Regions from separate parts of the Homo sapiens genome. Here region 1 is linked to region 2. A link is an interaction called in ENCODE POLR2A ChIA-PET data of the cell type or tissue named here. Cell type or tissue: MCF 10A. All regions are shown on one strand. Links, peaks and the distances in the headings refer to the core of each region. The heading gives the core; the rest is flanking DNA.

Evidence for each region. ChIA-PET counts read pairs that join two places held together with the same protein. Peaks named below come from ENCODE experiments on the same cell type or tissue, not always from the same donor. Only the 100,000 strongest peaks of a DNase experiment are listed, where the experiment ranks them.
Region 1: POLR2A ChIA-PET joins it to region 2 with 6 read pairs; 2 of 35 experiments call an interaction of 5 or more read pairs at or near these places.

Annotation. Positions count from the first base shown.
Region 1 is chr4:154,642,880-154,647,505 of GRCh38, reverse strand. The region is part of intron 2 of LOC124900169 (a long non-coding RNA gene); the gene reads right to left. Among named protein-coding and RNA genes, the nearest start is that of FGG, 33 kb to the right of the region's middle. In MCF 10A, for the core only: no CTCF peak of the experiment used is centred there; no DNase peak of the experiment used is centred there.
Region 2 is chr4:154,741,293-154,745,918 of GRCh38, reverse strand. It overlaps LRAT (lecithin retinol acyltransferase), which reads right to left and starts at 1,919. Exons shown (of 3, transcript NM_004744.5): 1 at 1,697-1,919; 2 at 1,053-1,593. The coding sequence starts at 1,592. RefSeq lists enhancers at 2,568-3,080, 3,081-3,592, 3,593-4,106. In MCF 10A, for the core only: CTCF peaks have their summits at 1,441 and 1,652; DNase peaks (open chromatin) are centred at 1,698 and 1,978.

The sequences.
Region 1 (4,626 bases), core at 326-4,325, 98 kb after region 2:
CTTGGCAGAGGGGGTGCACTATACTGGGGGGAATCCCACTTGTCCATATTGCCTGGATTCCTCAGAGCCAGCAGGAAGAAAGACTAAGTCTGCTGATCTGCAGAGATCACAGCCACCCCTCCCCATAGGCACTCCATCCCAGAAAGATCAGAGTTCTGTCAGGAAACCCCTGGCTAGAGTTGCTGAAATTCCCACAAGCAGGCCCTACCCGTTGAGCAGGGATGGGTTAGGGTCTAGCCTAAAGAGGAAATCTGGCCACAGTCTGCCACAACCGCTGTGCTATGTTATGGAGAATTCCTCCTGGGTCCAAACTGCCCAGTCTCCCCAATTTTCTTAGGCATCAATGATGATGGTTTCCCCTCCCCCTGAGAACTGGGTAGCCTTAAACAGTCTCTAGCTGAGCAGCCATAGAGAATCTGCACAGCTCTGTGCTTGGGATCCAAAGCCCTGGTGGCATGGGCTCATAAGGGGATCTCCTGACCTGTGGTTCACACAGATCATTGGAATAAGTATGGTTTCCAAGGTGGGGTAGCAGAATCACTCACCGCCTCCCTTGGCTGGGGGTGGGAGCTTCCTTGCCCCATGTGGCTACCAGGTGGACAATTGCTCTACCCTCCGTTTTCTCACTCTCTGTGGGTCATGCCAACCACCTAGTCAGTCCCAGTGAGAGAACCTGGATACCTCAGTTGCCAGTGCAGGATTCACTCACCTTTTTCTTTCTCCTTGGTGGGAGTCTCCAGCTGCAGCTGCTTCTGGTCAGCCATCTTGGTCCCTCCCTCTCCCCCATCTTTTAACAAAACAAACATATGAACCTGAAATTTCAGTTAGACACTAGGTCAGAAAGTAAACCTAACTCTGTAAATTAGTTATTTCATCCTCATATGTCTATAAATTTGCACACATACATACACACTATGTTCAGTAATGTGAGTTCAGTTTTCAAAGAAGCAAATCACTTGTCAGGCTCTGTGGTTATAAAAACATATGTAATACTTGAGCATTATAAAAACCCTGCCTTGTGGTTATATTTTAATGTAATCTAATTTTTTAAATGTCAAATGAAACCTACTTTTCCAGTTATAACTCACTAAAAATAGATCAGAGAAGAAACTGCTCATTAACATGTCACAAATAAATAGAAATGTACTAGTGCCACCCTGAAAAACTTCACACCTGATAAATTAACCAAAAATTCAGTTTTTTAATTTGTAAATATTTTTCTGGATCCCTTATTATATAGGGACTTCTCTGCAAGAAAATTTGATGTCTTTTATGTTTAGGAGTCCCAAAAGTTGTGCATTTCACGTACTCTGTAAATGTTTAGTGAATGTGCTTATGATGCATTAATACTTAAATGCAAAGCTATCTTACAGAAATCATCAAGAATAGACACAAAAGTATAGCTGGATGTTTATTCACTGTAGCTTATTTAAAATAGCCAAAAAAAAAATGGAACCAACATATGTATCCAATAATAAGTCAGTTAGATCATTTGTACCATATACCGGTATAATATACTGTCATTAAATATGGTATTGTGAAAATTATTTAATGATATTTTTGAAAATACATTATTAAATAAAAATCAGATTATTACAAAATATGTATAGTATAATCTCATTCTTGTTTGAAATATATATGTTAAACTCCATTTTTATAATCTGTATTGTTGTGGTCTCCACAAGAAGACATGATAGACTCCCTTCACCCCTAAACACCTGAATTGGAGTCACATATAGAGACTGATGATAATGCTACATACACACCAAGAGGATATGCAGACATTTACTACTCGCATAATGAGGCTTTCTGGGGAGAGCGAGAAAGGCTCCCAAACAGATTCACAAATGATTTGAGAGAGTAGAAGAGAAGATCAGCTTAGACTTTATTGCAATGAAGAGATAAAGCTGGGGTGAAGGCTCCCACATGTTGGCCAAGGTTTGTGTGTTGTGTCCTTCTCATTGGAGCCAGAGGAAGAAGCAACAGGTCTTTTTTACTTGCTTGCCCAAATGTAGGGGAGCAGGGGAAGGGGGCGTGGTGGGGCTTGAAAGCTGCCAGCAGTCAAACATCAAAAACGGAGTCTGACTTTTTATTATACATATATAATAATGGATTATATATGAAATATATGTAAATAAGTCTAAATATAGATGGCTGAAAAGATACATACCAAAATATTGACTGTAGCTATGTGTAGTTGGATCATTATTGCATTTATTTTTTCTTTATTAACCAAATTTTTAAATGAACTTTTTGTTTTATAAAATAAAACAAACCATGAAAATTAGATTAAAACTCAGAAATTGAGAAAACAAGCCTTACCTGTTTTTATCAAAAACACTTAAAATCTTAAGAAAATAAAGATATCTAGTGCTGGTAAAGGAATGGTTAAACAAACAAAATAATACTTCTAGTGAGTAAGTATAAATTGGTACAAGCCTTCTGCAAAGTAATTTGGTAATACATTATAAGGACCTCAGAAATGTTAAATGTCCATAACCTTTAACACATTAATTTGATTTCCAGAACCAACCTAAGAAAATCATTGTATACACTGATAAACAAATATATTCACTTGTTCAACAAAGTTTCTTGAGAGCTTAGCATGTGCTCAGGCCGTGAGGATACAGCAGTGAACAACAGACAGCTCCTGTCTGCATGCAGCTTTTGGTACAGAAGGGCCATAGAGATACAACATTGAGTGTGCACTGGTTACATGCATGGGTCTAAACCCTGGTAGACCTGGGTTACCAGACTCCTCTATCTCTTAGGGCTTCCACACATGCTCGTATAAATGGTATGGTTCACAAACAACATTTGCGGCAGCCCTCCATGGATTCACTTCAGGATTATATGTGGTGCTTAATGGTGTTCAACACAGAAACCATTCCAAACGTTCTAAAGTCAGTTAATTCTCACCACAGCAGAAGTCATTTTCCTATGTCTTATAATTGTTATAAACATAATAATTAATGATAACATATTACTTAATAGACCAAACAGTTTGCTTAACTTTTTCCTTATTGTTAGACATTTTAACATAAGCAAGAAATGAATAATGAAACTCTTTACTTAAAAAAATGTATGCAGGTTTGTCTCATTTTAAACATGCTGCAAATAAAAATTCAGATGTATACAAATAACAAAGGGCAAATGACAAATGAATTTTCTTTAAAGTAGCTGCTCTTTTCCATACTATTTTATTGTAAAAATAGTTTCTTGTTATAAAAGTAGTACTTTGTCATAAAGAAAATGTGAAAATTTTAAAAAGGAGAGAAGGCCAGGCGCAGTGGGTCACACTTGTAATCCCAGCACCTTGGGTGGCCGAGGCAGGTGGATCATCTGAGTCAGAAGTTTGAGACCAGCCTGGCCAACATGGTGAAACGGTTTCTCTGCTAAAAGTACACAAAATTAGCTGGGTGTGGTGGCACATGCCTGTAATCCCAGCTACTTGGGAGGCAGGGGCAGGAGAATCTCTTGAACCCAGGAGGTGGAAGTTGCAGTGAGCCAAGATCATGCCACTGCACTCCAGCCTGGGTGACAGAATGAGACTCTGTCTCAAAAATAAAAATAAATAAATAAATAAATAAATAAGGAGAGAAGAAGAAATTACTCATAGCAGCCGGTATAAATTACTCATACCATCTTTTGTAAATTCTTTCCTGATTCTTCCCTATGCGTAGGATTTTGACATCTTTATGTTTTCAGCATATATTAAATCAGACTACTGGTATACTTTTATCATCATGCACTCATTATTTACCTGAAATTAAATAATATGCCTTTTGTATGTCTTACAACTGTTATAAACACAATAATTAATGATGACATATTACTCAATAGAGCAAAGAGTTTGCTTAGTCATTTCCTAACTGTTAGAGATTTTAAAGTGTGTATGGGTTTATGTCTCTTTAATACTACTTTATTAAATGTAATGAGACTGGCATGGTGTACAAGACTGAGACCTACTTTTCTCTAACCTTTTATATTCCCTCTATTATGAAATCTTGCCAGTTCTACCTCCTAAAAATTTCTTCAATCAATACACTACTCACAGTTCTTTCTCATGCCCAAGCCACTAGCTCTCAATTGCCTTTCATCAGTAAGCTCCTTATTTCCATCTCTTGTCTCTAAACCACCTTGTAGCCAGAACGATATATTTAGAGCTCACATCTGATCATATAACTTATCTGCTTTTACTTTTCTTTAGTTGTTTTTTATTTGTGTTCAAAGTAAAGTACAAAATCAGAACCATGACCTTCAAAGTCCTCTCCCCTCTTGCTCCCACCTGTCTCTCCAGGCACATCACCCTCCTTTCTCTGCATGTCACCATTCTGGACTTCTCAGTTCCTGCATCCCTCCAGCATATCCCTCCAGGGCTGAAAATGTGCAGTGTAGTCTTTTCTACTTGAAACCTTTTATTTTTTTCCAGAGCAAATTATATTCACCCTAAAGATCTCAATTTCAACATCACTTCTGCTGAAAGACCATCCTCATCCCCTTCAGAACATGTTAGGACCCCCAGTTATAAATTTTCTAAGCTCCCTGAACGTTTCCTTTTCATGCAGGAGAGGGAAGCCCCAACACTGGGGCTTCGCCCAGGAAAGAATTCAAGGGCAAGCCGGT
Region 2 (4,626 bases), core at 404-4,403:
TGTAATCTACCTTCAGGGCTAATGGGTAAAGGATGCTTAACAATGAAGTCTAGATGAGGATCAAAGCCAACCCAGAAAGAATTCAGAATACCATGGAAAATACAACTCTGAAGCACCAACACAAAGAATAAGGGAACTACCAGGGGGGCCCTCTTACTGGGAATTTTGATAGCTTATAGCAAGCAATGAAAAATCCCTCTATGCAGCTTTCAAAGGGAGAAAACTGCATGGTTCCTTATTTTAAAGGCACACACTTTGTTTATAGTGTTATGGATTAAATATAAACTCTGGACCTCTTCCTTTCAAGTGAAATTCTTGGTTAAAGTTGCAAGCAGCGGTGACTGATTCCTTGTATCCCCCACCCCCAGTCACTTGCCCTTTGTCGTTTGAACTACACTGTGGGTGGACACCTGATGACTTCTGCAGCAATACTGGGCAGCTCTGGAATCTCTGGAAGCGGTCCTGCATTGCCACATCCTTTCTCTAAGCATTTCGAGATATCCTGCAAGGCACGTTGCCATTTGCTTATTTACTTAGCCTACCTTAGGAACACCAGAACTTTCCTTACTTAATCTAGAACTTTAAGAATGTTATGGAAGGCCGGGCACGGTGGCTCACGCCTGTAATCCCAGCACTTTGGGATGCTGAGGCGGGAGGATCACGAGGTCAGGAGATCGGGACCATCCTTGCTAATACGGTGAAACCCCATCTCTACTAAAAATACAAAAATAAATTAGCCGGGCGTGGTGGCGGGTGCCTGTAGTCCCAGCTACTCAGGAGGCTGAGGCAGGAGAATGGCGTGAACTCTGGAGGCGGAGTTTGCAGTGAGTGGAGATCGCGCCACTGCACTCCAGCCTGAGCAACAGAGCGAGACTCCGTCTCAAAAAAAAAAAAAAAAAAAAAAAAAAAAAAGGAAAAAGAAAAAGGATGGTATGGAAGTGGTAGGGGAGGTGTCCAGGAATTAGATCCCTACTCGCGGGGAAGAGAAAAGGTCAGGGATGGGAGGGGGCATCTCCGCGGAGCCCACTTCCCCTGGGAGTCACACATCATACCTTGTCGGACTGGGGACTGATCGGGGTGCCATATCTGCAGTAGGTCACGAAGTGCTCGCAGTTGTTCCACAGCAGGCTGTAGGGGGTAAAGCCCAGCAGCTTTTCAGCCCTCCGCGCCACCTCCTCGTTGAGCAGTGCCTTTTTCTGGAGGGACTCGTCCAGGTGATTGACCAGGATGTTAGCTCCGTAGGCGAAGTCCTCCACTGTGTCCACGCGGATGCTGGCCACTTTGACAATAACGCCCAGGATGAGACGCTTGTTGGAGACCACCTTCTGCGTGCGCCCCATGTCGTCTGTCAGGGCCAACAGGATGTCGGGCATCATGTGGGCAACACGGTTGTCTCCTAGGTAGATGCCATAGTGGGTCAGGTGGGTCCGGGGCACCTCCAGCACGTCGCCTCGGTGGAAAGAGCTGGTTTCATAAAAACTGTTCCTCCCTTTGTCTTCGCCCGCGGCGCCCGAACTAAAGAGCGTGAAGTTGGAGATGAGGAGCAGCTTCTCCAGTAGTAAAGACACCACCTCCAGCATGGGGTTCTTCATCCTGCAGGGAAGAGGGCGTCTTGGAGAGGTGCCGGTGCCACTCCGGCAGGGGCCGGGCTGGGCAAGTTAAGCTCGCCGGGCAGGGGTGCTGCGCTGCTGCTCACCTGCAGGCCAGGTGAGGTACGGCGCAAAGTACGGCCGCTGAGGAGAGAGGAAGGCAAAGGAGGACAGCGAGGCCTGGCGACCGGCTCAGCCAAGCCACAATGGGGAATGAGACGGATAAGGAACCGGTGGCTGACGGCGGGGACAGTGAGACCAGTGCTACAAGCAGCCGGAGAAGGAGCGCACCTGGGGGCCGTGCCGGGGGCAGGGCCGCGCGCGGTGCTCGGAGGTGCAGGCTTCGCTGCGACTTTTTATGGCCGTCGAGGGGGCGGAGCCGAAGGCCGTCACAGACCCGGAAAGCTCACTGATTGGGCGCCGCTGGCGCGCTGCGCTAGCGGCGGGGAGGACGCGGGATCCCGGTTTCTTTGGGAGGGGGGCGGGCCGACTCCCAGCTCCAGGGTTCTGCACAGTGATTCTTTATCGCCGCGGGATCCCGGTTGCACTACTGGCTTTTAAGTGGCCTATTTAGGGAGGTAGAGTCCCAAGGTGTGGCGGCACGAAAGGTCCTGCACCTGTCGGGACTGGGGCGAGTTCCTGGCACTTCGCGGTAGTCTTCGGTGGAAAGTCCTCTTGGGAGAGATTTCTGAGTTGGACCACCTTCCTCTAAAAGGATAGATATGAGGGACTTCGGCTTAATAAAGAGATTGCATTTACTTTGCAAAGTGCGAGCGCCTCGAATGCCTGCAGATTCTTTCCTGACCGAATCTTTCGTTTTGTTTTGTTTTGTTTTGAGACAGTGCCTTGCTCTATCACCCAGAGCAGGAGGGCGGTGGCGCGATCTGGGCTCACTGCAACCTCCGCCTCCCAGGTTCAAGCGATTCTCGTGCCTCAGCCTCCCAAGTAGCTGATATTACAGGCACCACGCCTGGCTAATTTTTGTATTTTTAGTAGACACGGGGTCTCACCATGTTGGCCAGGCTGGTGTTGGCCAGGCTGGTCTCGAACTCCTGACCTCAAGTGATCCGCCCTTCTGGACCTCCCAAACCGCTGGGATTACAGGCGTGAGCCACCGCGCCCAGCCCCTCTTTTTTCAAATGCCCTGAATCCTCCATGCTTTCAGCCGGCGCGAGGGTGTGTGTGTAGGGCGGGGGGGGGGGGGTTGGGGGGGTCGCTACCCGCGAGTCCAGTCCCTGCGCGCCGGTGATTTGAACCCGAGGCCTCTCTGCGCTCCTAGGCACCTGTGGCCGTTGAGTACGAAGCTTCCAACGGTTGGCATGAAAAACGGCGGGGTCCCAACGCCCGCCAGGAAAGCAAGATTCATGTTAAGTTTATTTCTCCGGCTTCAGGGTCACATGGACCCAGCTTCAGTTCACCCACCGAAACTTTGTCCGCCTCCCTTTATTTTTATTTTTATTTTTATTTTTATGTTTTTAAGCATAACCTCCCGGAGACGGCCAAGGAAGGCGAAGTACTTGGATGAGATGCTAAGTTCTTTGCCCGTGCGCCTGCAGCCCGACTCCAATGCCTCCTCGAGGGTGGTCCTAGGGAGCTGCCGGGTGAGGGAGCCGCTGAAGCGTTGGCCGCGCCAGGCTTGGCACGCGATGTCCCCACCGGGTGCTGAGTTCCGTGCTAATGCATTATGTAAATGCTTAAATTCTGCAGACAAAGGCCACAATGGAGAGCCTCGGGTGGCTCCACAAAGCTGCCCAGTCGGCGCTAATAGGTTTCATCAGCAGATTCTACGCACGCCTGAGGGTACTCTGCGGATGATGGATGAAGGAACATTCATTTTACCTGGAAGACGAAGGGGGCCATAGAGACCAGGCGTGAGGGAAAACGGCTCCCCATTATCCTTGGAGGCCGGGCCTTTGCTGCCACCCTCAATCTGCCGTCAGCGATCTGTCCCCGTCTCCCTGCTTGCCGGTGACTTTTGTTCATTCACAAACGATTGCGCATCACATTATAGTCCCAGCAAAGAGGAGAAAACTCCCACAAACGAGTCGAAAGAGGAAGTTGGAGAAGGGGAGAGAGCCAGTGGACGTGGAGATTTTTTTATTTTCCCAGTTTACTCCCAAAATTTAAAGAAAAGCGCCCAGGTGGCGAGTTGCTGAAACTCATCAGCTGCGCACAGGGAGCTTGCTAGCCTCTAGCAGCACAGCAGTCAGCACCCTTCGCTAAAATCGGGGGAGTCTGATAGACCTCGGTGTGTACGTTCAATGCAGACCCGACCTCACACTCTGAACTGGCTCCTCTGGGCCAGTTCTGGGAAAGCGCCAATACCGAAGCCTCTTGTGTCACGGGCCAAAGGGCCCCTGGAGATGAAAGGAAACGTGATAATTAACGGTTTCCGTCCCTGGTGGTCACTAAGGCGGCTTATAATGCTTATGACTGCCTCCACCTGGGGAACTTGAGGGAGACAAAAGCATGGAGAATTGCTTCAGGGCTCCACATAGCTATATACATATATATGAATTCTTTTATGTATATAAAAATATATACATATGTATACATTTTATATACATGAAAGAATTAGCTATAGACTCAATAGCCTTGTCCCACCGCGTTTTGGAAGACGCAAGCAGTGCCAAGCTGATTTGCGTTTCATTTTTCTTTTTCCCCCGGTGGGGTCCACTTTCTGGCCGCCTTCTTGGGAAAGGGCTTTACTTCAAAAAGAAAGGAGGTGAGAGCGATACGAGGCATGAATCTGTATAGGTGGCTCAAGATGCAGATACTCTGCTGCCATGGAAATGAATAGGGCGCGGAGTGTCCATAGTTTCTTGAAGGATATTTTTGCCTCTGATAAATTCCAATTTTTTAAGCCAGAACGTTATGCCATTAAGTGATTTATTTTGCTCAGTGGAATTGCCTGAAAGTAACCCTCTCCTGCTGCTCTGCGTGCTAGGACTTCGGCTTCCGGAAGCGACAGCCCGAAGGAGGCAGTGAAAAGTCTTCATTTGCCTTGTTTCTGAAGTCTTCCCAGAACTCTTATGCG